Linked DNA regions of Homo sapiens: all the other regions are linked to region 1. A link is a contact called in ENCODE Hi-C or POLR2A ChIA-PET data. All regions are on one chromosome and are shown on one strand. Each heading gives the region's core, a stretch centred on a gene start or an enhancer-like site at or near the end of the contact. The rest is flanking DNA. Distances are from core to core; before and after follow the strand shown.

The links. A loop is a pair of places that touch in the nucleus more often than their neighbours do. ChIA-PET counts read pairs that join two places held with the same protein, here RNA polymerase II (POLR2A). Pooled maps may share reads with other maps.
Region 2: a loop to region 1 is called in a map with no recorded cell type, with 14 times the contacts of the local background. The contact joins two enhancer-like sites. A Hi-C loop is called at or near these places in 3 of 37 single-sample maps with no recorded cell type and 3 of 50 pooled maps. POLR2A ChIA-PET finds 5 or more read pairs at or near these places in 1 of 52 experiments (OCI-LY7).
Region 3: a map with no recorded cell type shows a loop between it and region 1 (6-fold over the local background). The contact joins two enhancer-like sites. A Hi-C loop is called at or near these places in 1 of 168 maps with a recorded cell type or tissue (GM12878), 4 of 37 single-sample maps with no recorded cell type and 2 of 50 pooled maps.
Region 4: a loop to region 1 is called in a map of OCI-LY7, with 2.9 times the contacts of the local background. The contact joins two enhancer-like sites. A Hi-C loop is called at or near these places in 1 of 168 maps with a recorded cell type or tissue (OCI-LY7), 5 of 37 single-sample maps with no recorded cell type and 4 of 50 pooled maps. POLR2A ChIA-PET finds 5 or more read pairs at or near these places in 1 of 52 experiments (OCI-LY7).
Region 5: a map with no recorded cell type shows a loop between it and region 1 (3-fold over the local background). The contact joins two enhancer-like sites. A Hi-C loop is called at or near these places in 2 of 168 maps with a recorded cell type or tissue (B cell and OCI-LY7), 17 of 37 single-sample maps with no recorded cell type and 6 of 50 pooled maps.
Region 6: a pooled map shows a loop between it and region 1 (6-fold over the local background). The contact joins two enhancer-like sites. A Hi-C loop is called at or near these places in 4 of 37 single-sample maps with no recorded cell type and 3 of 50 pooled maps.

The regions. Positions count from the first base shown.
Region 1 is chr5:124,033,204-124,038,184 of GRCh38, reverse strand. No RefSeq gene overlaps it. Among named protein-coding and RNA genes, the nearest start is that of LINC01170, 400 kb to the left of the region's middle. RefSeq lists an enhancer at 2,847-2,896. Within about 2 kb of position 3,089, at least 2 of the 41 ENCODE cell types and tissues checked have a DNase peak (open chromatin) inside an H3K27ac peak, as active enhancers do; they include OCI-LY7, where a contact is called at or near this core.
Region 2 is chr5:125,003,452-125,008,432 of GRCh38, reverse strand. No RefSeq gene overlaps it. Among named protein-coding and RNA genes, the nearest start is that of ZNF608, 260 kb to the right of the region's middle. RefSeq lists a silencer at 1,812-1,861 and an enhancer at 4,826-4,981. Within about 2 kb of position 2,117, at least 3 of the 41 ENCODE cell types and tissues checked have a DNase peak (open chromatin) inside an H3K27ac peak, as active enhancers do; they include OCI-LY7, where a contact is called at or near this core.
Region 3 is chr5:124,918,860-124,923,840 of GRCh38, reverse strand. No RefSeq gene overlaps it. Among named protein-coding and RNA genes, the nearest start is that of ZNF608, 170 kb to the right of the region's middle. RefSeq lists enhancers at 551-660, 2,336-2,425. Within about 2 kb of position 2,625, at least 3 of the 41 ENCODE cell types and tissues checked have a DNase peak (open chromatin) inside an H3K27ac peak, as active enhancers do.
Region 4 is chr5:124,703,939-124,708,919 of GRCh38, reverse strand. The region is part of intron 2 of ZNF608 (zinc finger protein 608); the gene reads left to right. Among named protein-coding and RNA genes, the nearest start is that of ZNF608, 40 kb to the left of the region's middle. Within about 2 kb of position 2,684, at least 9 of the 41 ENCODE cell types and tissues checked have a DNase peak (open chromatin) inside an H3K27ac peak, as active enhancers do; they include OCI-LY7, where a contact is called at or near this core.
Region 5 is chr5:124,653,098-124,658,078 of GRCh38, reverse strand. All of the region lies in intron 3 of ZNF608 (zinc finger protein 608), which reads left to right. Among named protein-coding and RNA genes, the nearest start is that of ZNF608, 91 kb to the left of the region's middle. Within about 2 kb of position 2,643, at least 19 of the 41 ENCODE cell types and tissues checked have a DNase peak (open chromatin) inside an H3K27ac peak, as active enhancers do; they include OCI-LY7, where a contact is called at or near this core.
Region 6 is chr5:124,581,698-124,586,678 of GRCh38, reverse strand. No RefSeq gene overlaps it. Among named protein-coding and RNA genes, the nearest start is that of LINC01170, 150 kb to the right of the region's middle. Within about 2 kb of position 2,763, at least 3 of the 41 ENCODE cell types and tissues checked have a DNase peak (open chromatin) inside an H3K27ac peak, as active enhancers do.

The DNA of each region.
Region 1 (4,981 bases), core at 1,840-4,339:
TAGTTGTAGGCCCCATATTGGACTATTGTAGTTGTAGGTCCCAAATTGGACTATTTTCTGTAAAGGCATTAAGACTGAATAAAGACACAAAGACATAGCTATAGAAGCAATGGCTGCCCCTTCAAGCCAGTTGGCTCTTTTTCTACAGTTTTAGATTTTGTAAACAGAAGAGACCTCAACACTGCAAGGATACTCCTGGGTCAATTCATGCCAGACTATAGTATGTTCAGACCTGTAAGAAGCAAATTCAAGAGGCATTTTTTTGGCTATTGAAATGCCAATTATTGGGATAGTTTAATGCTCCCTTTTCTGGTACAATATTCTTTTTGTTAGCAACAGACAACAGTACTGTATTTCAGAGATTGATAACTTAATAATGTAGGACATCAAGATTATAAAAAGCAGATGTCCAGTGGCTATGTTAATTTAGTACTATCATTCCTAAAACTTATTTTGCTCCATTGACAAACATATCGTTACTAGTGATACATAGCAAAAATCAAGAGAGAAAGAGAGATACCAAAGTTATGCAGTATTTGATTACTCTGTATCTTATGGAATGTATACTCTTTACATTATTTTCACATGAAGTAAATTATTTAAAATTTTTTAGGGGCAGAATGTCACCTTGACTTGCAAGGAATAATTTCTTATTATGTGTATTACATGTATTCTGGTCAAGTTTCCAAATCTTAAATTTATTTCCTTTTATATGAAATGTTAAAATAGCATTTTAAAATTTTAATTTGAGATGACACAATTGGTATAATATAATCATACAAAAAATACTATTAGTATTTTGTGAACTTAAATCAGGCAAAATTTTTAATCAAACAATTGAGAAGCAGAGTTGGTTTTAATTTTTAAATGGACCTAAGCCCTTTTTAGTAGCTTCCAAACTTACATCAAACTCAGCCTGAAAAAGAGAAAGAAAAAATAAAAGGAAAGAAAGCATAATGAAAAAGAACAAGAATATTACTTTGAAACTATATCTTAGTGAAGAGGAAAATATAGAAAAATAGGAAAAGGAAACTGGATATTTGCTTTTAAATTAAACCTGAATCCTCTTCTTTGCTACCTGGTGTACATTTTAGATAAGTCACTTAGCTGAGTTCTTTTATTGGTCTTGGGATCTATTTCATTGCTCACTACAAATTCCAAGGTGGTTTTAATATGATTTATGTATCTGTTACATTGGAGGTTAACAGCCTCCTAAATTAAATTACTCTTGCCTTACACTGAAAGGAAAAAAAAAGACTCCTTTTAGGTAAAATTGCATTTCCTTTAAGTGAAATAACTCATTTACAGGTTTTGTTTTTCAAGTAGGTTTTTGTTTCTACAAGTTTCCAACACTGTAGAAACAAAGAAAGGTGATCAAAGAAGTATATTCTCTGTAATTTCTTCTAAATATGCCAAAAACATCTCTATTTTTGCCAAAAAAATCTCTATTTTTAGGTGTTATCTAGGGCTTGCCTTAGGCTTAGAGTTTTCTTTATTTCTTTAACAATGGCTTGCAAGACAGAAAGAACTAGTTTAATTTCTTTGAAGAATAATTTTCATAATGGGAAGGTTTTCCCCACAGAAAATTTGGAAAACTCACTCCCAGCAGACATAAGGCTTTTTTAAACAAAAGTTACAAAACTTTGGATAGCTCACTGGGTAGAGGACAAGATAATGAATCTGAAGCTCTTTCTGGGATTTTTATTTTCTTTCTAGAAGACATAGTAACATCACAGATGCTGATGCAAAACCTGGCACCTGAGAGATTACTGAATGTATGTCCAATAAACAAACGTATAATGAGAAAACATTCAGTAAATGAACACCTACAGTTTATCTCTTGCCACTGTCACCTTCTAGGGACCTAGTCTCTTTATTAGGAAAAACAGGTGATAATTCAGAGGACATTCCTGCTGAAATAAAGAATCTCTGATAGACGTGTTGCTGGCTAGTTGCCCTTCCTATGTGCACATGTGATAACCTGTCCTTGTACTTGTCATGGCTGTTTAGCTTCTCTGCTTCACTAGAATATACAGGGAGAAACAGCTTAGGATGTGATACAATACATACATATTGGATGGCATAGTGACCCATCTCTCCTAAAGCTTGTAGTCATAAACTGTGAATTTATTTTTCTATCTTGAAAAATGTACACATTTTTTAGACTTAGTTGAAGACATCATGAATGTGTTTCATAATTAATATAGCTTATTTCATCCATTTTTCACATAGTTATTACACTTTCAATGCTATAATTCTTTTCATCTGATATACTGGGGCACCATATTGAAACTTATTAAGTGGACAGGGGTTAAAGAGAGGGTATGAGATCGAACTTATGGGGACTCCCCATTTCTAGAACTTCCTGAGGGTATTCTCATCTTTTAAATACCCCAAAGCCTATAGCAAAATCAGTGCCCATTAAATATTTGTTGGATTAGTTAATTAATATTTTTTAAAACAGGGTGAAATGGATTACAGAAAAGATTTTTTAAATTGAGGGCAAGGCATCGCTTTAGCAAGGCTTTTCTAGGACTTGTCTTTGTGGATAAAACCCATTTGGTAATTGCTCAGCTCTCTCCTTAATTTCATCTCTAAAGACAGAGTCAGAGTCCTCAGGAATATTATACTGATTATTAATATTTGCTTAAGTATTTCCACTAAATATAAAGTAGATAATGACAGTGGAAATACATGGACATAGTTTTGATTGGTAAATAGAAAATGATTCTGTTATTATTTCCCATGCTAGTAAATTAAATCTATCTTTTGGAGACCAGCTACATCTCTTGCTATGAAAATTTTCTTAGTATTCTTTTTATCAGGGTCGACTTAAAAGGCATTGCCAGATTTCTATGCAGACTAAAATACATACACTGATGTATTTTTCTAATGTGAGTGAACAAGTGAATGCAAAATAGGGAAATTCAGTAACTAACATGATAAAGTGGTGAAACCATGAAAAACACCAGATTGGAAAAAATAGCTGAGCGGGGGTTTTCAGTTCCCTTAACAACCAAGTAGGCAACTTGATTAATGGTGCAGATTGCAGGCAATTCAGTGACCACCTGAATGAACATAAGCAGAGCATAATCACCTGACAAATAGTGGCCCGAACGTTCTGCTTTTGAAATGAGAACTGAGTAAAACTCACATCCTAGCTGAACCAAATCACCCGGCAGCCTCAAATTAGACACGTATAGAAAGAAGTTTTTAAAGTTTCTAAAACATAGTCTAAAATATAGTACTGATTTACATTATCAAAAAGCAAATTAAGAATATGTCTACTTGTAAATAAGGAGTTCAGAGTGGGAAAATAGAGAAATATTCTCATTAGATTATTGCCCTCTTTCCCAGAAATAGATGAAAGACTTCAATTCTACATCAGGATCACTATTTCTATAATCTATAGTTGTTGTTTCTTTTGTTCCATTTTTATGTTCTCAACCATTTATCAACAGCTAAAGAGACCTATTAATCATTTTCTCTAACTGCTACACTTCATAGTGTATCAATTGTAGTCTTGAAATAAAAATAAGATAAATGATTTGGCATGAATTGTGGCCTGATGAACCAAGAACAAAGATCTGACACATGGTAGATCTAAAATTCCTGCCTTATGTTTAAAATGCGCACTTACTAGACTCTTCTGATTTGCCATTTCCTTCCTATTGGCATTCGGAAAGAAGTGCAGATTATAGAATAGGGAAGTTGAATCCAAATTAAATTGCATAGTGCTTGTAAAACGAGAATAAATGTGCCCAGTAACAGTAACACTATTCTTTTTTCTGTCTTTCAGTCTTTCATAAAGGAAGTACCAAATCTTGCCCATACAGGGTACATCACAATTATTATTGATCTTATGTATGAGGCAGGCTTCTCTGCAAGGTTACACAGCACCATGGGATGAATGATAACATTTTACTGAGTGACCAAGGGCTTTTAGTAAAGCCGGTGTTTTGTCTGAGTAAGCCCAGAAAGGAATATGTTAATATAAAAACCTTTAGAAAGATTACTGTTTATAGGTATTAAATGGGCAGTAAAATGATTAGGAGACGTCTAAAAATGTGAAAGAAGAAACATGATGTAGTTAATTTATAATGTTTAACATATGAGAGACTATGTTTTGATCCTGATTTGTGCAGAGGGCCAAACAATTGCCCAATGCAAGTGTAACTTTCTAGTGTACAGACCTGGGTCACAGAGGGCCAAAACAGGGCTGTCATTTTATTATTCCCTTGATATTTTAGTATGCAACTGACAAATACATTTATGACCACTCCCTGCCCTGTACCCACGCATTGTCAGTAATATTGCCAGGAGATTATGACCTTGGTTCTCACTGTGCCCATACAGCTTCAGCATTCTTCCCAACACACTCCTATTTAATCAGGATCAGCATAGGCTTGAGGGATCAATCCCTGATTATTTATTGTGATGTGGAGCAGCTAATTCTGTATGCCTTTTTTTTCTCATCTTTTAAAAGGCTAAGAGAGGATATAATAAAATAAATAATAAAATAACTATCATATGCAAACTGCATGTATTCAGTATTTGCTCAGGAACACAGAAGCTCTCTCTGCACTCTGGGTATAAGTGGTTTTAATATAACCATTAGGGGCTTACATGTGAAGAACTGGGGAGGTGAAGATCAAAAGAGCCACCCCTGATAATCTCAGCCTGAAGTTCTGAAGCAGGTGGTCCTCAAGAGCTCCCGGGAAAGCTGATGTGAATCTCATGTCTGTCCGTATGTCTGGGTGCAAATGTCTCAGGAGAATAATGCCTACCCATCCCTTCCACCCCACATTTTCATGTGAATGCCATTCACCAGTGAATATTAACCTGAAATCATGGAGGAAAGGGGATTCTGGGGGCGGTAGTTCCCGACTTTTCTATGATGCAGAGAACTTGCAAGGCGGTGCCTCTGGCTCTCAACTGCTCTTTGTTTTACATCTCTTCATGATACATTTTTGAGGGAATT
Region 2 (4,981 bases), core at 868-3,367, 970 kb before region 1:
AAAGTCAAAAGTGAAATTGAAGGAGAGAAGTATAACTAGTTTCTCCTGCCAGCTTTCATACTCTATGATGGTTGTCATACTCTATGACGACTCTCTATGAACCCCGGTCCCCAGGACTCTAAGCCAGCCTTCTTGAGTGACCATCTACCCATCACTGAACTGCATTAGTCATTATCTTATAATCCATCCTTTCAGCAACCAATCATCAATATCCTAATTCTTAGGCACAGAAAAGAATCTAACAGTCTAGTGAGAAAGCTGCCTGTATACAAAGGTACCTGTCACAATGGGAGTATGCCCAAGGTTCCATGTGGGAAAAATTAAAACACCAAAATGGAGGAAGGAGTTAAAGGAGAAGGAATAGATGGGATATAGTACCTACAACCAGGGGCAATGAGAATTACAAGTGTGTTTTCCATCTTCCAAGTCCAAGGCCATATCCGAGGTCCACCTCTGAATTTTGTGAGCAAGATTCATAAAATTTTTTGGAAATTAAGCAGTACTTAGCATTTTAATTTTTGCCATATTAGTATCTGACACTGACCAAATGACAGACCAAGAATATTTCTTATTCTGTTATTGAGGACTAAATAGGGTTCTTACTTAGAAATCAGGTTGTTGAGGGGTGGGGAGGTGGTGGCTGGTAACAGGGAGATGGGAGCATAAGACTCTATTATTTGTGAAAATCCAAATTTCTTAAGTAATCTTTGTTGGATATAAACTGACAATGTGACCTTTCCCCTATGCATACTGTAAATGTATAACATGGTAGACAACTAAAGCTTCATTCTTTTGTCTTCTTTCATTATTCTTTCATGAATTGGAAATACATCTTCCAATTTTGTATCATGTTTCATATATAAAACATGACAAACCTTGTAATATATAACCTATATAATATATAACCTTGGAATATATAACCTATATTTTATATAATATTATAATATAAAATAGATATCACATAATTTTCCTACCAACTTAATTAGGCCTCCCAAAAGGATTACCTTAAATACACCAAAATGTGATTTGTTGATCATACTTGGGAGAACAGTTTTAAAACTCCCCGTATTGCCTTGGGCTTTCTTTGGATTTCTTGGGTCTGATTTTCACAATAAGTTACAATAGATATGCTGATGGGGGCCCGTGGAATAGGGAGCATCACTGGACAGATCCAGGCTAAGGAAAGCTTGCATTGCAAGTGGGTGATGCTGAACAACTCTCAGGGGGAAAAACAAGAAGAAAGCTAGAGAGGTTCACCAACTATAATTAGCTCCATTAAATCCCTTTAACTGAATTTCTAACATGCTGTTTAAAGAATGGAAACATTTATGGGAAAAGGTAGCACACCCCTTTTTGGTCACTGTTATTGGATGTAAAAAGCAAACTACATTTACAGGTCCCATGGCTATCAAATCTATTTTCTCAAAACAAAGTTTTCTTAGCATTGTTTGTTATCCAGGAAATTTCACAGCTTTAAGGGACCCAGACTTCAAAGTCAAGGAAGTGAATTTGGGGCATGGAAGACTGGGGGCACCGAGTGAAATTACCCATCAGCATTAAAAAATTACTAGATTTTTTTTTCTGGTCATTTGTTGACCGCAGAGTCAGAATAGCTACATATAATTTTGAAAGCATGCATGTATCTTTTTAAAGACGCATAGATATATTCATTCGCTTTATCATTTCATAAAAAATCTGGCCGATCAGACGAATACTGTTTATCAGTTGTTGATGGAAAGAACCTTCCTTTGCTAAACATTGTGTAGGAACAGCAGCATGACCCTTGGGTCATGGGATAACACTTGTGCACTCATGCTCACAGGGGCCTTTTTTTGTAAGTGGCACCTGCTGTGAGGCTCTCCTTATAAATACTGACTGCCTGCAGCAAATCACATATGTTTTAGGCACTAGAAAAACCGACAGGAAGTAATCACTAAACGAAAGACAGAAACAGTAAGGGGTATGTGGGGGGAGGGGGAGAAAAAAAGCCTCCAGTAACTGTTTGGGGGATGTTTGGAGGAATTAATTTAAAGTGTAGAGTATAAGTAGCCTTGCTGTGCTGCTCAATTTGGCCCAGACCTCAGCTCAGCTTAGCTGAGAAGGCACAGGGCATCTAAGGAGGATGGGACGTCGTTACCTAATATGAGTGGGGGCATCAGGCTGGAAAATCCCTTTCATTAGTTTTGGTAGTTTGAAGTCCTTAACAATTTTAGTTGTTCTTGTTATTTTGTGGCATTTGGGTTTTTCCATTGAACACCTTCCCCATGATTTTAAGTGTGAAAATAAATGCTTTTATTGTGGTGCAAACCTTCCTTATTAGCCAAAGACCACTTCCCTTTATGCTTCCAGGGGACTGCCCCCACCACCTGGTGTACTGAACGTTGGATGTTAAAAAAAAATCATGCTTGAGTTTATCTTGTTTTTACACCAGTTTATTTTGAGTGTATTTCAAAGCCATATAATAACATTATTTTATAGACTTCCAATTAAGTGCTAACAAAGAAAATATTTGTCTACTCTCCATTCCCCCAACAATTTCTGGACCTCATTTCAAAGAGATGCATGTTACCTGAATGTTAATTGCTTTTTTTTTTTCCCAGAGAAACCAAAGCATGTTGTTTGTTTTCAGAGGAGTATTTATATTTAATATGTTTACATTGAAGTCACATTTGCTCTCTTCCTTAAATGACTTCTCTAATAACTATTTTTAGCTTACAATCACATTAACAATCTGCCCCTAAAGAATTCCTCAGTCTTATTTTTTATAATTTTTATTTTAATATTTGACAGTTTCTTTGTAAAAAGGAAAGAGCATTTGAAATAATATTGGGTATTTTGCCAAGTCTGTCAAAGGAGTAACACTTCCACTTTCTCAGCTCCGTCTCATTAAAATTGTATTCTAATTCTGTCTTAACTTGGTCTCGGTGCTTCATAAGTCATTGCCTGCTCATTACTTGTAGTGTGGGAGATGAAATTTATTCAAACCTAATAGCTGAGATAAAGAATGGAAAGGCAGGCAGCTGGCAGAAATGAAATTAGCCTATTTTAGTACTTTTCCGGCTGGATTTTTGCACAGCCACCAGTTATGCCATGTGTCAGTTTGCATTTGTGACACTATCTATGTTTAGTTTATAGATTTCCGTTAGTATGATACTCTTAAAATGAAAATACAGGAGATTCTCCCCTTCCCCCCCCCACCCCGCCTTTTTTTTTTTTTTTTTTTTTTTTGTCTTTGGCATTGAAATGTCACTGAGTATCTGAGTTGATAAACGGGAAAACATGATTTTCTATAGTTTTCTATAATTATAGAATCATTAAAATTGCCCAAGAAAGATTAATTGTTTCATTGTGTTACAATTCATATTGGTATGTCTTACAGAAAAGAACATTAATGACAGAGAGTAAATGTTATACCCTCAGCATGGTTTGAGGGGAAATGGATTTAGAATGTAATGTGACTTACAAGCAATTTCAGGTAGAATACAGGAGGGAGCTACGCTTCTAACCTAAACACTCCATCTCCAGCTTTAAATGTCAAAAGAATACACTGTGGAATTCCTAATTCTGAATATAGAGGAGTATTTGAAGAACATTGTCTAAAAGCATTGTACTTTTCCATTATAAATTGAGTTGTTAAGGAATTATATGGTCTAATTACTAAACTTGGTATTTTTGACTACTTTGATTATGAACATACATTGTCATTAGCTAGATAATTAAATTGACTGCAATAACAAGTCATAATTTAGAAATATGTTTGAAATTACTTTCTATATGAAAGCAAAGTCTTTGTTGATCTATGTATGTGATTAATGTCAAGTGTCACGAGTTAGCTGAGAGATTTCAGTGTAAAAATATGTGCATTTATATAAAAGAAAGAAGTTCATTTATACTCTAATTCTTAAAGTAAACAATGGAGCTTGATATGTGCCTAAATGTAAGTACTGATGGATTTTTTTCTGCTTACTCAAAGAAAATATAGGAAGAAAAATACTTTTCTTAGAAATGTGATGGTTATGTTTAGGTTAGGTTTAACCATTTATGCATACAGTGCAATGTTTACACTCAACCTAGAAACTTTACAAATAATATACTTAGATTTAAATTTAAATAGATAGAACCAGTCAAAGTATTACGTAAGATATGTGGACATTTCTGTCAAACCCACTGTAGTACGAAATTACAAAATATTTTATGTGACCAATAAATTGTGCAGATAAGCAGCGGACCACAGTCATAAACAAACTTGTCTTTGTTGTAGGTATTCTCTGGTAACAGTAGCTGGATTAGAAAGGTGACCTTCTTGAGAGCATTTAGCATGGTGGATTTTTATTTGCTTTTTATGTCTTTAGCATTGTGAAATTTTGTTCGCGGTTTTTGTAAACCATCTAGCAGAAGAGTAGGTCAAGTTATAATCTAGGACTAAACTAGAAATCAATAGACCATACAAGGCTAAGCCCTGGTATGATTTAATAAATTCGGTCCAATGAATTATGTAATAAATAAACTATGCAGTGTGTTTGTTTGTGTGTGTGTGTGTGTGTGTGTAACGTAAGTAAATGTCAAATACCAAACTGATGTGGATGTAAACAATTATATATAGGGTTTGTTCCTAAATATGTATTTCTGGATTTCCAGATATACAGCAATCATATGCTATAACTAATATACCCAGATCCATTCGAACTCCATCTGTATCCTTTCTCTTCCCCATCTTCGCCACTCCAGGCACTCGGAATGCACACATATCCCAGTCCTATTGCTTATATAGCCTCTATCAAGCAAATAAAACATAACAGTAATGTGAAAACTGATTTGTTACTCAACTAGAATATTTTTGATGCCAAGCTTGGGTCTACATCAATTTCAAATTTGCAATTTGGGACTCAGAAATTGACAGACTAATGGGCTCTGTCAAGAAACATACTAAAGAAATGTAGCATATGTTCCTACAAAAGACTTTGATCTATATTCTCATTAA
Region 3 (4,981 bases), core at 1,376-3,875, 890 kb before region 1:
AAACTTCTTTTGGGTGTTGGGTGTAATTTTAAAGAGTATCTTTTATCATGCTTTAAAGCAACTTCAATCTATTTATATGATCAAGCTTCATATTATTATGTTAAGTTCCAAATATTTCACAATGGGTATAAAATGCACAGGGATGTCATTATTCAAGACTTTATATAAAACATGATTTATTGATTCTCTAAATGTGGGTGGAGAAATAATGGAAATAATTTTTCATATGCTGATAACTGACATATGTGAATGCTTGCTAATTTGAGGGAGGTAGGAAGGAAAGGATGGAAGTAACAAAAATAATTTTGTCTAAGGTTGCAAGTGACATAAATTCAAACAATTGCTTTTTCAGTCTTCTGGCTTGCTCTATTCAATGTTTGCTGAGCTTTAGAGAAGGCTGAATCCCACCATGGCAAACTGCCATCTTTGTCAGAAGCAAAGAGCTGTTTACATTCAAGGCACATAATAAGTGCAATGTGAAGTGAAAAACAGTGTGAGTTCTATTATGGCTGATTAGCCCATTGTACACTGTTACAACTAACATCTTCCTTGTGCTAAAAATAGTGTGAAGTCACGGGACCTCAAGCAGCATGATCCATCAGTACTGTACTCTTTCACAAGATTGCCAACAAAAGCTGCCTCTAACTCCCCAGAAAACTAAAAGGGCCACTTATTCACTTCAGTTGTCCTCCAAAATATGTAGTTTATCTGAGCTGTTAGGAAACCTGTCAGAAAATGAGGTGCAGGGAATTGACAGTGTCCAAAAAATAGATTTGTCTTCTCTGCTGTTTCCTTTTGAAAACTAGATCCTTAATACAAGCATCATAAAAGTCAGCTGGTTGCTGTTAAACTTGCATTGTTAGCTGCTTCTTAATCACAGTAGTGGTGGAATTAGTGCATATTTTGATGCATTGGCTACCAGTAGCCCAAACAAATAAATAAATCTCCCTGAAGTGACAGAAACAGGAGGCAGTGGTTTGAATAAACTCTGAGTCCTAGGTCATTTCATCACCAAGTCAATAGCCCTTCTCGTTGAAGGGGGGAAAACAAACTGCTTTCTATTCTATTGAAAGCCTGGAAGAATTTGCACCACAGTAATCCTAAATCCAGAGGCAATCTATTAAGAACTCAGCATTACCAATCCTGAGACTCAACTGATAAGCACATTCTTTTCCCCCCTTCCACATTAATCCTCTTAAAGACTGTGCTAAGTAATGAAAAGGTGCGATGAAAGAGGCCCCCCTTTTTTATTACAACCATATAAACTGCTTGTGTAAATGTTTCATTAACAAACTGCTGGACTCATATTTAATTTCCTTGGCCTTCCTCCCCGTTCCTCCCGGTACGGTGCTCCTGGGTATGGCATGACTAAATGTGTGATTTACACGTTTCAGAGAAACATTCCCACACTTGAATGCTGTAGCATGACAAAGGAAAGGGAGGGGCTGAGAGAGAGGTGTTGAACCTATTGTAGACATTTTAATTTACAATTCTCTTTTTATGGGCTTTAAAAAGATGAATGACTTGCACTCACTTATCAGTTTATGTTTCATTTCTCAGTTCTTTCTAATAAGTACTGGTCTGCATGTAAGTGCCTTTGGCTCACTCATTTGAGGCTGACCCTTTTGAAGACATAGATATTCTAACATACTAAGAAGAAAAGGAAGATGAATTCCAATGTATATCCAGTGTGCAAAGAACTCTTCTGTGAACAACATAAAGGCCAAAATACATGGCTTACCTTTACTTTGAATATGTCAAATGATGCGGGATGTTTTGTGGAAATATACATCCTGTGTTTTTCCCCGAGGTCATCTAGTTACAATCTGATGTTTTGTTGCTTTAGCTAATCTGGTAAATCCTAACAATGCTTTCATTATCTATTTTAATGGTGGCATCTTAGTATAAAATTAACTTTCCTTTCAGACAAGCAAGATATGCCTGTGGCACCTACTGAATTCGTCAATATCCAGTCACAGGATGTATGAATGTAACTTGAAGATACAGAATCAGTCACTTACAAGAGTAGTTTAAGTTAAATCATGATACAGGAAAAACAGGTTATCACATCCAGACGAGTGCCACTGGGCCAAATTCTTAGAAAATGCATTTACCTTGTATTTGAAGAGATTCCAAACTTTGAAAAATTAATACATCAGTAAACCAAATAGAAATGTAGCCTCTTTATAATACAAGCGTCTTTCCCTGGGTGTCATTCATGTAATTTCAGTTTACTGTGAGCACTCCGGCTGCAGCTGGGGTCACTTGGTCTGGGGAAGAACCGTATCTGGGTCAGTGTATGTAGTTTTGTCTCTAGCGGCGACTATGGTCTCGTTTCAAAGTGAATACATTCATCTGGATCAACAATGCCCTGGGGAATAAACGCTTAAATGTATTCAACCTTAGGAAGAGCTGAAAACATCAATACCTTCATAAAGCCACTTTGATTTGTATTGACTATGGTTGTGCTGCTAATTCATATACATCATTGTTTACTTCACAGAGCTTTTAACATGACTTTTGATTTATAGAAAAAAGTGATTCAATTTCTACCAAGAAGTGGTGAGCTCAGACCTCCCCCAGATTCTTACTTTCTCTCTGATGTGACAAAATTGAAAGAGGAACTATCTTGTCACAGCATAAATAAATTGCTGTCAAACAGCTTATGTGCACTTTTCTTTTAACTTTCATGGTCACAGGTAATAGCAAAGTAGAACGTCCAGATTAAGGGGAATCAATTATCTAAGCATGTTATTAATGTGTTCACAGCAAAAACCATTGATTAACACTGGAGCAAAGACTGTGAGCTAGATGCACTTTCTACTTAGAAGATCTGTGTTAGGCAAAGAAGAAAATTCAACGTACACAGCCATATTCTGCCATTTGTTTAGTGACAAGCCCTAAAAGGTTTTGTTTACAGAAACCACTTGGGCAGACTGCAAAGCTCCACAAATAATGGAACCTGCCTTTAGTAAGAGTTTTAGTTTTGTTTATTTGTTTGATGCTATGTCAAATGGAGAGGAAAAATTCTTTTCTAGCAGCTTATTTATTTCTAAGCCATGAAAATAAATGGCTTTAAAACAAGCTAAATGGACTGAAGTGACTAGAACTGGATTTTGTGGTTTATTGATTAGTTCCCAAACTTATATGAGAATTGAAATATCTTGGATTTTCATGTGTTGAAGTCTTATCCAGAAGTGCAGTAGAGCAAAGATGTTCATTTTGTCAAGAAAAATGTTCGTTGCTCAAGAAGTTGCAGGAAAATAATATTTAAGCAGACACAGAATTGAGAATATAAGAAGACAAAATGAGAATATGATAGCTGGTGTCACTTCTTGGCTATGCATAGACCTGAAAGCACAACATATCTATGGCCCAAGAAAAATTCACAGTTCTGATGCAGACAAACTTAGAAAGCCTCGAGACAGCCCAGACTCGTCAGCATCTCACAGTTAATTAAAGAAGTGAGTGAAGGCATCAAGGCTTGCTCCCTTCTGCCTGAATAATTCACTGCCTGTATCCATTATTAAAACCCGTTACTTCACCACAATGATTCCCAGCTCGAGATGGATTGGTCTCAAAACCGGGAGATAAATTGTAACAAGGCCTACAGCTATATTAATAAATTGAAATGAACATTTATTTGCTCATCTAATTAGAACTGTAGTTTTTCCAAATAGTGTAGTAATGCATTACCTTGACAGGCAGCACTACCTACCTTGTGTGAGATAAAATGAACAGGAGGGCTTTGCCCCAGATTTGGGGTTTCTCTGCATAAAAAGTTCTTTGGTCGCTGCTGTTCCTTTTAAACCATTCATTCTGCCACTATGCTCTGCTGATTCTATCTCTCCAGGATTGATGGGAGCTTAGCTTTTGAGGTACTTCATCAGAGGGCTGCAAAGAAATGTGCATATAGAACATGCATTCTTCTTTTGTCCTGTCTCTTTTTAAAGTGTTGCAGAGGAAAAAAAAAAAAAAAGAATTTAAAGATTTTCTTCACCCCCTCCCCATCTCCATTTCCCTTCATCAGGATTACAAAGCCTTATAGCTCAGAGGTTCAAAGGACTTGTGCTTGGGGTCTGGGAGACATAGGTCTGATTCCTGACTCAGTCACTAACTTTATACAGCCTCAGTTGCTCCCTCTGCAAAATGAAAATAATAATTCCGTTTGTGCAGGGTCCATAGGAAGTTTAGAAAAGATATCTGTAAAGTAAGAAACTCAGAGTGGGTTTTTCATCAATGATAAGTGTCATTATTATTCAGCAATTCTTGCTCTTCTGTTTGCAAATTAGATCTTTAAAATCATTTTACCACATTAGCATGGAGGGTCTTTATAATAACACAACCAGCTCTCAATTTCTTAAGGACTCAAATGAATAATGTATTCTATGGACATAAAACTTTTTGATTATGAATTATTTCCACAGCAAAAGTGCTGTCTTCCCCACTGCTAGATTATAAAATCTCAGACAGTAGGTTTTCTGTCTTTTCCCTTCCTCCAGTAGACCTACAACATAGTAGATGCCAGTAACTGTTTTTCTACCAGAATGAGAAGTGTGGCTATTATGTAACCTCTCGTGAAATAAACACTTCTCTGTTGTGCCCTATGAGGCTCTAAAGCATACAGAGGCTAGGTAAGTTGGGCCTTCTTGATTTTATACAGCAGATTCAAATTCATGCTTCTTCAGATTCCAGCCACATGCTCTCATAAGAGGAATATACTTCCTTTCATAAAATTAGCAGAAATGGTATTTACCACTCACTCATTTCAAATTTGAACTCTGGTTTTTGGGTACTTCTCCTTTGATAAAATAAGAATTTTTTGAAAAAAAGTTTCTGGGTTGTCAAAATGAATATCAGGTCCCTTATATGCTCTTTACTTTACAGATAAAGGAATTACTGATGTTTTCTTCCTTGGCAGGTTCCGGCCAAGGCTGCACCATTATAAGGAATAGTATTAGATTTGGCTTAAGAGAAAAAG
Region 4 (4,981 bases), core at 1,435-3,934, 670 kb before region 1:
GATTACAGGCGTGAGCCACTGCACCGGGCCTTGGATTTTTGGCATTCTGGAATTTTGGCATGGTGGGGGTTCTGGCTGGAGGTGGAAGCATCCGTCTTGGCCCCACTGGCCTTGGGGCCAGAGCCCTGGTCCATCCCCAGGCCAAGTCCTACCAGATCAGCTGCTAAGCCTGAACAGCACTTGAGGGCAGGGTTGGTCTTCATACCTGATAATGAGAAAGTGGAAATGGCAATATAATTCCCAGTCTGTGCATAACGGTAGTTTTAGAATTGGATGATTTAAAACAACAACAATAAAACAAAAGCTGAGCTTTGGTTTCAGTAAGGTTTTAAAGTGAGGTTTCTGAAGGGATTGTATTATTTGCTTGCAAGCCTGAGATTCACTATTCTGAACTATGGGTAATAAAGGGTGATTCAGGTATATTGCTTCCAACATACAGAAAAGGGCCAGAAATTACCCATGGAGAAAGATTTCTTTCCATCTCATCTTCTATTTTACATTTAGAAGGGTTTGCGTTTGATGTTAGACCAATGTGGGGTCAAATTCTGGCTCAGCCACCGACCCTGAGTGACCTTTTAAGTTACTTAACTTTTCCCACGTTTCCTTTTCCTCATCTGTAAAATACTTCCCTTAACAATTTTGTAAAGATCAAAAGAGAGAATGCACAGTATAATCCCTCCTACACTATATGTGGTAAGACAGTTATAATTCCTCTATGTTGTATGTGTTAAAAAGTAGCTGCTGATGTTACTATTTTTATGAGAAAGCCCATGGACTTTAAGATCAGAGAGCTTTGGTCTTGAATTTCAGCTCCTTAGATAAAGTGGCCCATCCTCTGAGATCTTCAGTTTCTGCTTCTATAAAACAGGAATGTTGTGAGAATTAAAGGAGGCGGAAAAAGTCTGGTACCTTAGACCCTTTGTGAGAATTTGCCCATGTTGTTTTCTCAGCAAGCTGCAAAGCGTAAATTGCTTTGATCATGGTTCTGAAAGGAAGAGTTGTCTCCATCACATTTACGAAAAGGCAGAATTAGAAGTGACCAAAATTCAGTTGTTACAGGTTTGTCCTTTAGGGATGGAAATTCAGCCTCAATGATTAGTTCTGGAGAAAAGATCAGTGCCTAATTTAAGGAAATGGTTTTTAAAGCTTCCCCTGCTTTGCTAAAGAAGCAGTGACGTCAGGCAGAAAAAGGGTGGTTAAAATGCAAAGTAAGAGACTGCAGCAGTGGTCGCCTCTAAAGAGCTGTGATTTCCCCTACGTAGTAGTGGAGTCTCTTTCTAATGCTTTTTAAATGAAGAGGTGACTATGGGCAATCTCATAAAACAGCCCAATACCAGGATATGGAGAAAACGTGAACATTAAGTAATCGTGCCCCAGCATTCTCATAGACTATAACAATATTGGCTCTGAGCAAAGTAAAACACCATTCCCCCTCTGGTTGTTGGTGATCCCGGGATTGAGGGGTTAATAGCAGGATCGGTGTGGATATTTTTGGCAATAGACGTGAGAAAGCTGTGGCAAGCTTCCCTGTCAGGGTTTAGACCTGATCCCAGGTAAAGGAGGGAATCTCTCTGCCTTCTGGAGGCTTGCTTCTCGGCAGTCCTGGGTTTCGCCTTCTCCTTCTACCTGGCAGCAGAGCCACCTGAATGTCTCTTTGTTGGGTCTGGGTGGAGCAGGAGTGCTCGAGGGAGCACTCTCCAGCCCTACCCTGGCCACCTATCCTCACTGGCTGTCGGTTTCCTGGTACTGAAAGCATCACTGACCAACACAGTGAAATGCCCCAGTGATGAAAAGCTGTCCCCACCAACACTCCAGCTTTGGATCCTTCCTTGCCCATCAGCACTCAGGAAGCCCTTGAAAGAAGGTGAACGGAGAAAATATTGCCAGGGTTTCCCTGCAGATTGCCCGCCCCCAACCCAGCCCTCTGATTACACACACTAAGTGCCGCTCTCTGTGTAAATAACCTTTTCTTCCCTGCCTCCCTTCAGCCTCCCTGCTCCCCCTCCCATGCTCTTAGGCTCTCTCGCGTGATAAATAGCCAGGCTACTGCTCAGCATGCACTAACACCTGGGAATAATCATGCAAAAATAACAGTGAGAGACTGCCGCGCGTCTGTTCTTGACATTAACTTTCCTCGGTTTGACAGGCTGCCACCACCAGCTGTTAGACTTATGGGTCTTTTTTTTCCAGTGGAGATGGCTGCTTTCCTGCTTTCCTCTTTTTTTGGGTTCTAATAGGTTACATCAGTGTCCTATCAAGATGACAGAAAAGAGCTTTGACAAAGAAACCATTGCTAAAACAGGCCAGTTCTCTATTCTGATATTTTATTCCAGTTGTTAGTATTATTAGACTAATAATCCCCCACTGATTTTTAAATGAGGAATATCTGATTAGAACTATATTAGTGTTTCTCCCCTCAGAAAGGGATTTGTTGTTGCCTCTTGTGAATTGCCTTTGAATGTAGCAAATACTAGCATTTGGTCCCATAGGGCCAAACCACCTATCGATTTCAGGTCTCAGATATATTTGTAATAATGATACTAATATTGACAATAGCAATAGCCCCTGTTTATTGAGTGCTACCTTCTACCAGGCCCTGAGCTAAAGTTATTTGTATGATCTTCTGTAGTAGTCACATGAGCCAGATGTTATTTCCGTTTTACAGATGAAGGCACTGATTCCCCAGAGCGATCAAACTACTTGCTTAAGGTTTTGTAGCTAACAGTAGAGCTGGATTCCAACCCCCAGTGAAGACAGATCCCTGCCCCACCCTGTCTTCCATTAACACGCTACTTTTTGCTCTCAGGCCACCATGAAAGTTCCTTTGGTTGTAGTTCTACAATTATCCTTGTAATTTTGCTATATTTGTATGATTATCTGACCAGTGTCACAGTCTTGCCCACTACACAGTCAGTCCAGAAGGGCAGGGACCTGGTCTGTTTGGGCCACTCTTGTTCTAGCAGGTTGCACGGTGCCTGGCAAATGGCAGGTGTGTAGTAATTATTGGGTGGATGTGTGATAAGAGTTGAGGTGAGCTGACTGTTAGGGCAGCAGTGCATGAGAAAAAGCTGCAACTAGAGATTAGGAGGAGGAGATTCTGTAGTAGTACGGGACTCATCAGGGCCTTCATGGTGATCCCATCATTGCCATAAAATTGTAAAATGGAGGTGGGTTAAGCCAGTTGACTGCTGCCAGATGTCAGTGTATGAAAGAAGCAGTATTTCCCCAGGCTGAGCTTCTCAAGGTTAAGCCCCCTTTCTTGTATTTTTAACATACTTTAATTGCACTTAACCATGCATTTGGAGGGGATTATAGATTTATGTTAAATATAGTAGGATATAAAAAGGAGCTTTGGAAGGTTGGGTGCAGGGTTAGGGAACTATAATATCAGACCAGGGACTTTTAAGCCAGTGTTTACTGACCTAAGCACTATGCTGAGCATTCACTTTGCACGGATTATCTCACTGAGTCTTCACTGCAACGCTTGTGGGGGTAATTGTTATTATTACTCCCATTTCTTAGAACTAGACACTGAGTCTTAGAGAAGAGAAGCGCGGTAACTTGCTCAGGGTTCCACACAGCAAGTACTGACAGGGTCAGCATTTGAACCCAATTCTGTCTGCTAACAGAACCAGAGGTTCAAGTCCTGGTATGCTGCCTCCTCACTGGAGGGAGTCCTTGTGGAAACTGTTGCCACCCTCTGCCTTAATGACCTTCATTGGCTGAAGAAATTATGGTTCAGTGTATGGATCACTGACCTGAGAAACCAGGGTGCAGTGGAGTTGATCTTTTGTATAAGGCAAAAATAACTACTGAAAATGCTTTAAAATCCTCCTTTACATATGATACATGTGACTTCACGTTTGACACTGAGATACACAAGAGAACTGAAACCTTTTGGGGGGAAATTCTTACCTAGCAGAAAGAATTGGCCACACTCTTTGAATTACTTCCCTTCCACCCTTCTTCTGTTTCCCAGTGTATGTTGAACTCCTGTCAATTTTCTGCTTGTGGGATGCCATCGTTTTATGTGTACCTAGGCTGCCACTAGAGACAGCTTATTACACTTGTACAAATATGGGCCACAGTTTTCTCTCGACTGAGTAGGTTGGGCTAGGCGACATTCTGTGATTGTTTCAGGCAGAGGGTGGAAGCACAAACTCCAGCATTCTCTGGTTGGGCAAGTCACGTGGCAAGGCTGCAGTGAAGCTCAGTTCTGTCAGTTGATGCCATGAGGAATGTGGGCCCAGGAGAGCACATAATCCAATAATTATTTTACGAAATAGGAGAAATTTAAATTCTTTCCTAATTTATTAAAGTGTTGCTAAAAAAAACTGGAATGTTTTAAAAAGTAACATACCTGCCAAATAAAAACACCTCTGGGAGTGGCTGTAATCCCCACCTGCAAATCCTGTTCTTGCTGGCGACCTCTAAGGAAGAGGGGCCTATGGTAGACCACACGGGGAGACTTTGTGCTCCACCTCCTCCCCAATCCCGACATCTCACAGTGAATGGGGAGAAACTGCGATTCTCCTCTCATTTGGTTCTCCTCTCACTGGTAGTGCTGGTCTGGTACCTATGGGAGTGGCAGTTCTGAGCCACCATGAGAAGCCGATACTACAGTGAAGAAACGAAGAAATTCACTTGTGCAAGTCAAAGATGTGAACCTCAAAACAATAGTAACTGTCAGGTTTAAGCCTTAAAAGCCTTAAATAGTCTAAAGACTATTATCACATCGGAGTGCTATTTATGATTAAGTGTATATTTATAGTCAAACTCTCTGAACCTTAGCTTTCTCATTTTAAAACATGTTGAACTGGACTCAAAAGTTCTTGCTATAAATATCAGTTCAACTTTCATGTTACATTTGAATTGTGTTAATGGTAACAAACACAATTAACTTACAAGTAGGCCCAGAGTACTCTGGCTTCTCCCCTCAAGGCATCCAGATTCCATAGAAATTTGAACTTGGAAATTACAT
Region 5 (4,981 bases), core at 1,394-3,893, 620 kb before region 1:
TAGCAGGAACTACTAGAGGAACGGTCTACACAATAAGGGGTACATATTGTATATGAATGGTGCAGTACATATATTTTATTTTATTTTAAAGCTGGCCTCAAGTCATCAAGGGCAATGTTGCTTTAGGATATGTATGTTTGCCTAACTTAAAAGCAAATATTTTTGTTACTGATCAAAATTCCTGATTAAAAATTACTTTCTAAAGATCTCCATGTGATTTTTTTTTATGATGCTCTTTGTTACTTAAAATGTCTAAATTACACCTAAGACATTTTGTAACTAGGACACTTGCTTGGTAGAACATATGTTTTGATTATTTAAAAGAAGTAAAGCATGTCTTTCCACAGTAAACATTAATTGATCTCTAATGATCTGTTTTTGTTTGTTTGTTTGTTTGTTTTTTTGAGATGGAGTCTCGCTCTGTCGCCCAGGCTGGAGTGCAGTGGTGCGATCTCAGGTCACTATAAGCTCTGCCTCCCGGGTTCACGCCATTCACCTGCCTCCGCCTCCCGAGTAGCTGGGACTACAGGTGCCCACCACCAGGCCCGGCTATTTTTTATTTTTTTATTTTTTTATTTTTTAGTAGAGACTGGGTTTCACTGTGTTGGGCAGGATGGTCTCGATCTCCTGACCTCGTGAGCCACCCGCCTCGGCCTCCCAAAGTGCAGGGATTACAGGCGTGAGCCACTGCACCTGGTCTCTAATGATCTGTTTTGATTTAGTATTTCTTTTCATGTTATATCTTGGGCCCTGTAAGTTTTCACTGATGCTTAAACTTGGTCAGTGAAAATATCGTCACCATCTATATGTGCGGTGCAGCCTCCCACGTGAACATATGGGACAGCATCTTAGTGTTACCGGTGGTGCCTTATAAAAGTCTTATTTCTGCTCCCTCTTCTTACTCACAAGACTCCTTAACAGGCCATTGTATCTTCTAGAAGTGGGAAATGATAATGTTACTAGGGAAGCAAGAAAAAAGCAGCTTGGGCTTCTTTTAGCTGACCAGTCAGCTGGATATTGACCACCTGTCTTCATGGGAAAGAAATAGATGGCAGTGAATAAGCGAGAGTCTAGTTTTCCAAAGAAGCTCAATGATTTTCCCAAATCAATACAGCTCATCAGGCCTCAGAACAAAGGCTGCAGGGGAGGTGACAGTGATGGAAGTGGCTCTGTGTTCTTTTGTGTATTAAACCATAAGGCCCATGGGGAAACAAGGTTTCTTTAGCTGTGTGTGTGTGTGTGTGTGTGTGTGTGTGTGTGTGTGTGTGTGTGTGTGTGTTTAGGGCTTATTCTGTGTATTTAGGGGGAAAATCCTTTCAGATTTTTTTTTTAAAAAAGGATTTCCATAGATTGTATACCAATGACCAAATGTACTTTTGAAAGAGATAAGTACAGTCAAGTAAGAAAGATTATCATGTTTTAAAATGCAGAGTAGAACAGCATTTTTCCATTGCTTTTGTTATTGCTTAAGGTTTCATTTTTTGTTGTCGTTGTATGTGGATTGGGTTTAGATGAACCAAAAACAAGTCTGTGTTCAGATTAACCTCTGGCAAACCAAGAATCGTAACTACCCTCCCATAAACAAACCCTGTTCCTAATGCCCTGAAAATAACACCAAACCCTAATAGGAATGCTCAACTGTCATCTGAGAGGTTATAATTAACGCAGATAGAGTGATGCCAACATATTCCAGCCGCTGACAGAGAAGATCTATCCAAACCAGCAATTTTTAGCCCTTCAGTCCTTTAATCTTTAAGCTCACTGTGCTTTCATAAAGTAGTACATTAACACCAGAGCAGTGTGTCTCTGGGGTTTATGACTGGGGTGGCGGCACACTAGGGCATAAAGTGTTTCATTACACTTCCTTTTGTTAGTACTGCCCTATCTCCCAAGCTCCATTGCCATACACTATTTGTTCAGATAAAGCCCTATGTTCAGGGTGACTAATCGCAGCACTGTGTTCCAGATGGTTTGATTACAGGATGTGTTTAAAGTGACTCTTCAAACATTCAGCCCAGCGGTAGGGCTCTTTAAAAAAAAAACATACTGCATTTTATGGTCATGTGACAACACTTACTTTTCCTGTCCTAGTGCTCTATATATACTTGGCACAGGTAATGGGAAAGTCCCTCTGATTTTTGGCTGGCAGGTATTTTATGAGCAACCTTAGTTGTACATTTTAAATTTTCCCAAATAATTATATTTGAAGAAGGATCTGTCTGAAGGTTATAAGCTCCGAGGCTGGAACAGCGAAGCTTGTGCTATACAAGATTCAGCCTTTACAAAGTACCAGTATTGAATACCACAGAGTGACGACAACATAATAATGGGGGGAGGGAGTCCTGAACAAAGAAATGGTGATAAATCATACCTTGCACAATAGTCACGTTGTGTAAAAATGGAGGGTAATATGATATCTGAAATATATGAATTTTATCCTGTACTCATGAAATCAGCATATTGTGACATTTTGTCACCAATGTTTCACTAGAAAAAAATATATAAAAGGAAAGAAATGTGTAAACTTTCTTTTTTAAAGGCATATGGCATGAATGGGTTACCATTTGGTGTTATTCGAATGAGGTTTCTGTTTTCTGCCTGGATGCACATCAAATGCATCCAGATGTGGTAGTCTGAGAGAGTTCAAAAAAACTTCTGTCTGATTCCAAACTCAGCATTTGCGATGCTTGGCAAAGACTTCTGTCCCGGGGATGAGGCACTTTAAAGACTCTGAAGCAGTCTTTAAACTCAATACAAACAGAATTATGTCAATCCACTGGGAAATCAGGCATTTGCCCCGTTCTTGAGGAAACAGCTTCACAAATACCAGAAATAATAATTCATAAACCACATTTATAACATCTTGGGAGCAAAGCCTCTCCACAGAGAATGTCTATCATCTATAAAACTAGTGGGAGATTATGCTTATTGAAAAAGTATGGTAGTAATAAAAGGAAGTCACTGAGTAGGATTCAGTCTAGACTCTCTCTCTCGTCAGTCCTCGTGTAGTTAGTTCCTAGGTGTTTAATGAATTCTCACTATTAGGTAGCCACTGTGCCGCCAGGGGTTGTGGGTGCAGACACTGCTCCTATTTTCAAGGAGTGTCATCTAGTTGGAAGAGTTAGGCATACTGTGTATACAAGCAGAGTAAAATATTATGGGGGCCATGTATTACGGTAGGACAAATAGCCTTAAGTTCAGACCTGGGAAGTTCTCCTTGTCATTCAGGGTCCCAGATGAAGGAGACTCTGCCACCTTTATCCTGAGGACTTCGAGATCACAATAGCCATTTCCATTGCAGCCAGACAGAAAGGGATGAGAGGTTCTTATGGGCCAGGCCTGGAAGTGGCCCACATTCATCAGTTCTCTCACTTGCTTTCTGTAGGACTCAGTCACATGGCTGCATCGGACTGATAGGGAGGCTGAGAAGGAGTCTAGTTGTGAGCTCAGAAAGGGGAGGGAAACATGGCTCGTACGTTTCCATCAGGGCAAGAACTGTGTATGCAGTGCTGTGGGGATCCAGGAGAGAATGGCTGTCTTTTGGCAGTGTGCCTGGTATGCGTGTGTCTAGGGCAAGGATTCACAGAAGTGAGAACCTTTGCATTTGTCTCCATTTGCTTCTAATTCATTAGGAACTTTAACTTTCCCTAGGGATTTGGACTAAGGCATCTTCAAGGTTTCTTTTAGGGGAATTAAAAATGTGACATGAAGAACGGTTGAAGAAACTTGTCTAGGCTGGAGAGTAAAGAAGACATAGAGGCTGGGTGTGGTGGGTCACACTGTAATCCCAGCATTTTGGGAGGCTGACGGGGGAGGATTGCTTGAGGCCAGGAGTTCAAGACCACCCTGGGCAACATACTGAGAGCCCATCTCATTAAAAAAAAATAGGAAAAAGACAGTGAGCAGGAGGTGGGGAGAATGCCAACATGGTCATTATCCTTGCCTGGATGAAAGGCTGTTGAGTGGATGATGGGTGGACTGCATCTGCAGGGTATCAGGAGGCTCAGCCAGGACCAAGGTATTCAAAGACAAATTTAGTTTAACACAAGGAACAACTTTTTAACAAGATGGCTGGAAAATAGGCAATCCTGGGGGAGTGCTGGTGAAATCTTCTATCAGTGATGAAGCTGGAGAGAAAAAGGACACACACACACGCACACAAAGTCCTGAGGGTGTTGCACCAACAGTGCAGTTGGCTTCCTGGTCTTATAGCTATTGCGCCCTTGGAACTTTGGCCCATCATGGTTCTTTACGCCTCTTACTATCTTGCAAGCTTTAGGCTTCTACTCCTATTGCCAGTTCTTTGGAACTTCCATATTTCTCATTCAGATTCCCAACATAAGTCCCTGTTGGGCTGGCTGCCTTTGCTCCAGGTGCCCATCACTGGTCCAGTCAGATGGGGGCAGGGTTAGGATCACTGGTCTAGGTGGGGGCACCATGAACATGAAATCCAGGGTCTAGCCTGACGTGATAGCATAAGGGGCCTACTGTAAAAATGCAGGTAATAGACAAAACTATACTTCCACTTGTGCATCACAGTGTATGCCTGTGTCTCTTCTGTTCTTTTCATGCACAGACTCTTGAAGTACAGAGTTTGGATGGAGCTCCAAGTAAAACATGGTTGATTCCATAGCACTAAATAGGCACCTAATGTGTACCCTGTAGACACACACAATAAGTGTTTGTTGGGCTTGACATCTTCCTGGAAACCCTTTACAAAGGACATAACAGAACACTGACTGAAATCCTTATGAGGTCTCAGGCTTTTTTGGCTTGAGGAAGTAACAGGCTCAGGTTATATAATAAAGACCTTGTTCTTATTAAATGTTCTGTAGGTAATAGGCCTTTGGGGGCAGCATCTTAGACAAAGTGTTAACAGTACAAAGAAGAAAGCTGTGTGTGGTCAGCACACTCTCAAACCATCCATTGTACTCTTCAGCTGTATTCTTACTTTATTAGTAATAAGCCTCAGATGAAATGT
Region 6 (4,981 bases), core at 1,514-4,013, 550 kb before region 1:
TGTCTCTGGGACAAGGTGCATGTCTCCACAATAACCAATATTGACCCTTGGTGGTTCGGATAAAGAAAAAAAAGACAAAAATTAAAGTTCAAAATAACCAAATTCAAGGATAAAAGTCCAAAAAGCAGGAAGAAATGGATGAGTGTGAAAATGTCAGAGAGATGAAGTAAACATCCCAGAAAGCTCCGCTTCAGTTCATTTGACTCAGTTGCAATCCACCTCAATGAAAAAGGAGCAGAGAGAAATGCTGCGAGGGTGATGCTGAGACCATTTCTGAAAACTGGAAGGCCATTCTGAAAAAATTCCAACATGGATTCTTATTTAGCCTGGATTCGGTTTACTTCAAGCAAATGTATTAAATTCAAATTTCATTCAGAAGCAAAGTCAATCTTATTCTTGAAATTACAGAATAGCCATTCTTGCCATGTTCAGTTTCTATGTGGCAGAGAACTACCCTGGGCTTACCTGCCGCAGTAGGATAAAAACTTCTGCTTCAGAGGAAACAAGAAAGAATAACAGGAGAATAGTGACTGCAAACTCTGCTTTCTGACACGATTATTGTAGCTTGTGACTCGGGACGATGTAATGTTTCCCTTAACTATGTTAAATGTTAGCACATTTTGTATTTAAAAGATCCCAAAGGTGAATCTTCTATAGCTGCTATTCATACTCTGAAAAGTCAAGTACTCTTAGGGTTGAAAGTGGGGAGCACAGGGTATTATTGCAAAAGGGGAGCATGAATCCGTGTGGTCTCTGAGTGTTACTGATATGGAGATATGGACAGGAGACAGGGAAATACTGGGTAGAAGAGGGCAGTTCCCCAGCAAAGGCCCCACCCTCAAGCCTGGAGACCCATGGCCCTGACTTGGAACAGGCATTTCTGTTTTCTGCCCAAAAAGTTGCCTTTTGGCCCACCACACCCCCCTATCCTGTACCCATGTAAACTGCAAACCCCAGGCTCCAGAAGCTGATGAGGAGATGAGCAGACAAGGAGACCAGGAGACAAGCAGACGAACAGCAGAACGGTGTGGCAGAGAAAGAGAGAAGGGAAGGCATGTCTGAATGCTGAGAGGAGTTTGGCTGGGGGCGGTCAGAGGGGAGTTTAGCTGCTGGATGGCCAAACTCCAGGGGAAGATCATCTTCCCACTCCATTCCCCCTTCCAGCTCCCCATCCTTCCCACTGAGAGCCACCTCCACCACTCAATAAAACCTCTCATTCATCCTTCAAGCCTGTGTGTGACCTGATTCTTCCAGGATGCTGGGCAAGAGCTCAGGATACAGAAAGCTGTCACACTGGCCTTCTGCCCTTGTGAAAAGGCAGAGGGTCCATTGAGCTGGTTAACACTTAAGCTCTCTGTAGACAGCAAGGCTAAAGGAGCATTATAACACTGGGGCTGCAGGCACACCCCCAAACACGGGGCTGGAGCCCACAGCACTCACCCTGATTACTATACCTGCCTGTCTGTGTACTCCCCCTCCAGTCAGGAGTTTGAGCAGCAGCAGTGATGGAACAGATGAGTCACAGATCTGTTACATGTCCTATGAGGGGGATCAGGGAACTCTCCTGTTTCATTACCAGTAAAAAGAAATGTCACATACATATATACTATGTTAAATGTATGTGTATCCTATTAAGAGAAATTAGAAGAAATTCCTTTAAAATTGTGATTGGGTTCATAAAGTTGCCTTTTAGCTTTATGTACTTTCTTTTATGTTTTTTTAAGAGATGGGGTCTTGCCTTGTTGCCCAGGCTGGAGTACAGTGGTGTGATTATAGCTCACTGCAGCCTCAAACTTACCAGCTCAAGAGATCCTCCCTCCTCAGCTTCCCAAGTAGCTGGGAATACAGGTGAGTGCCACCATGCCTGGCTAATTAAAAAAAAATTCTGGAGAAGACACAAACCATCCTTGCTATGTCCTGACCCACAGACTCTATAAGCATATTAAAATAGCTATTTTATACCATGAAGCTTTGAGGTAGTTTGTTACATAGTGAAAATAATGGAAACAGGATTCTTCTTACCTGAATAAAAACCATAACACTAAAACAAAATAGACCATCAAACTCAAGGAATTTGGAAACTAGGGTCAGCCAGGATTCTTTGGTTGCAAGCAACCAAAACCCACTCACTTAAGCAAAAGAGAATTTACTGGCAGGATATGGGGCTGGAAGGATCTAGAGGAATTAAGAACAATTCCACTTAAAAAGGCCCTCTGAGGGCCTGGGCAGAAGGAACTGATGAAGAATTTCTTCAAGTCTCAAGCACTGCTATGAATGTGCTCTGACCGTAGTCAGTTGTGTCACTCTAATTAAGATTTTAATTACAAGGAAAGCAATCAGTCAACCCAGACTGAGCCACACGCCTGCACCTTGTCTAGCAGAAGACAGGCACAGTGATTTGCAGCTTCACCAAGATCAGCACACAATGGGGAAGGGCTAAGTACCCCAAGGGAAATCAGGGTGCTCTTATTTACAAAAGGAGGACTAGATATGCAAGCATCCAAAACTCATGTTGTGTGGAACTAGTAATTCAAACGTTCTCTCACTGCACTATGAGGCTTGTGGTTTCAGGTTCTGAAATCAGCTTTATTCCAGTGTTGATAGTACTCAAAGATGACTGAAGTGGATTAGGTTTCTGGTGGCTGTTCAGTGCAGATTGGAGTTTAAGGCGTTTCCTGCTTCATATTTGCATAACCAATACTGTCTTGGGTACTGAGAGTGCGTAGATGAGTCATTCTCTAGTTGATTCATAGTGAAAGTAGTGGAGCTTGTATATTGCTGAAGCTGACTTTTTATATTGGTGGTAGTAGTAGCACTCACCCAGGCCCCCCTGTCCCACAGCTATGTGACTTTTGGCTGCTAATGACAACCACTTTCCCTTCTCCAGAGAACTGGCATCAACTGGGGAAGCCTCTGTCCTTCCTATAGTTAGTGACTAAGAAGGGCTTATGACAAAGGTTAGCCCTTTGCTTCAAAGGGAGATAACTCTGCTGCATGGTTTGCGCTCTAGAATCCTCTTCCTGTGAATCAGGCCAAGGAGAGGCTTCACCTGAATTTACATCACGTGCTTGCTTGTCTCTGTCCCTTTCTTTGCTCCACTTCCTTTCTTACAGATTTCTACTGAGAGGCGGTCCTTAATAAATCACTTTCATAAGGATCCCCATCTCAGGCTCTGCTTCTAGGTAACACAACTTAGAACATGAATCTATGTCTGTGGTTCTCAAACTTTTGCGTGCATCACAATCATTTGGAAGGCTGGTTAAAAACACAGATCTCAGAATTTCTGATTGAGTAGGTCTGGGGTGTGGCCAAAGAATGTGCAAATTCCCAGGTAATGCTGATGTTGCTGGTATGGGTACCACATTTGGAGAATCATTGTCTTGGTGATTGCTGGGTGGTATGATTTCAAGCACTGAGAAGTCTCTTCTGTACTTCATGCCTACGGCAAAACTATTTTGCCAAGTAGCCCTGCCATGGAACCTAAAATTCATGCTTAACTCTCTTTGGTTAGGAGGTTGAAGACTAAAGTATAAATGCAAATGTTATCCAGAAAAGCACAAACATATTATGTTTTATCCCTTACATTGGCTTTAGCATAGTATGGTTTACTTAGCCAATTACCTAGTAGAGCTCCGAGAAAAAAGGCAATTAAGAACAGGAAGGTTTTGATAGGGTAAAAAAAATCAAGAAAGTCCCATCACGGTATATTTCCAACTCATTTTAGTCACAGAATTCTTTCTTCAAACAAAAACTTTAGAGAAAGTCCAATACAGAGACCTAAGTGCATAGACTCTAAAGAAATCATTAAGGCTGACTGGTCTTCTCACTGGCTGTGTTGGCTGGTTCAAGAGGTGCAGGATCTTTAGCTACTTCTGTTTGATCTGGGCCTGTTCCAGGGCTGGTTCCATATGGCAAGCTTATTTTGAGGAAATACACCAACCATATGATTTCACTGGGAAACTAGAGCCCCCATATTGTATTTCAAGATCTGCAGTACTACTGCTGAGAAAACATGCATTATGAAAGAAAACAGGATTTGGCGCCATTGTTTATATAAGTGATGCTTAGTAAAATCCATGTTAGAGGAATACCAATGTCATGGGCCATGTACAAATTTTTTGATGTTTTCCCTTCTGTGTATTTCATGGTCTTGCTTTTTGTTCCATTAAAAAAAGTCTAGGGCATATGAAAATGCTTAAGTAACCACACATTGCGGCCCGTGATGGCTTGGTTTTGATGAATGATGTGGGATTGCGCAGCTCATTGCAAAGTAATGCTTTTAACTTAAATCAAATCAGTTTTAAGTGAATATGTTTTGCACATTTATGCTCCAGAGTTTGAAAAAACTTTCTTCCTAGAAAACAGCACTTCTTCAGACACTCCCACCAGTGGGGGGTTGTGGGGGTCGCCTCTCTGGCTCAGTTAAGGAGAGTGTTTACTTGCTTTGTCTTCAAACTGCTACAAGTTTAGGGCCCACAGGGCTGCTGTCTTCTTAATGAAGCGGTTAATGATGTGTGAATTATAGATCCTGACAACCCCTTTAATAAAAACAACAGGACTGCATCCACAGTATAGTGTGGCTGCTAAGTAATGACAGACTGTCTGCTTAACATAATGCAGTGTCTTTAAGTAAAGCGCCATTCTTGCATGGCGGCATTGAAAATTCCTGGTCAGTGCAGAGAAGAACAAGTGTCCTGAAGAACACGTTGATGCACAGGACACTTCTCTTCCATTCAACTGGGGCTTGGAGTGCAGGAGCCAGAGAGGTTTTAGAGACATAGCAGAATCACGAACAAGCAGCTGTTTAATACTCTTTGCTTTGTCGCCTTTGCTTTCCTGTGAGGTGCCCCTGATAGCAAAGGGCTGTATGATGGATGTTTTAATAGTCTAAAAGTTGCCCTCTTCTCCCCCTCCTCCCCACTGGAGCACAGGAATGCTGGCTTTCCAGTTGATTTCAAAGAACTAATTGTCTGCTCTGAAT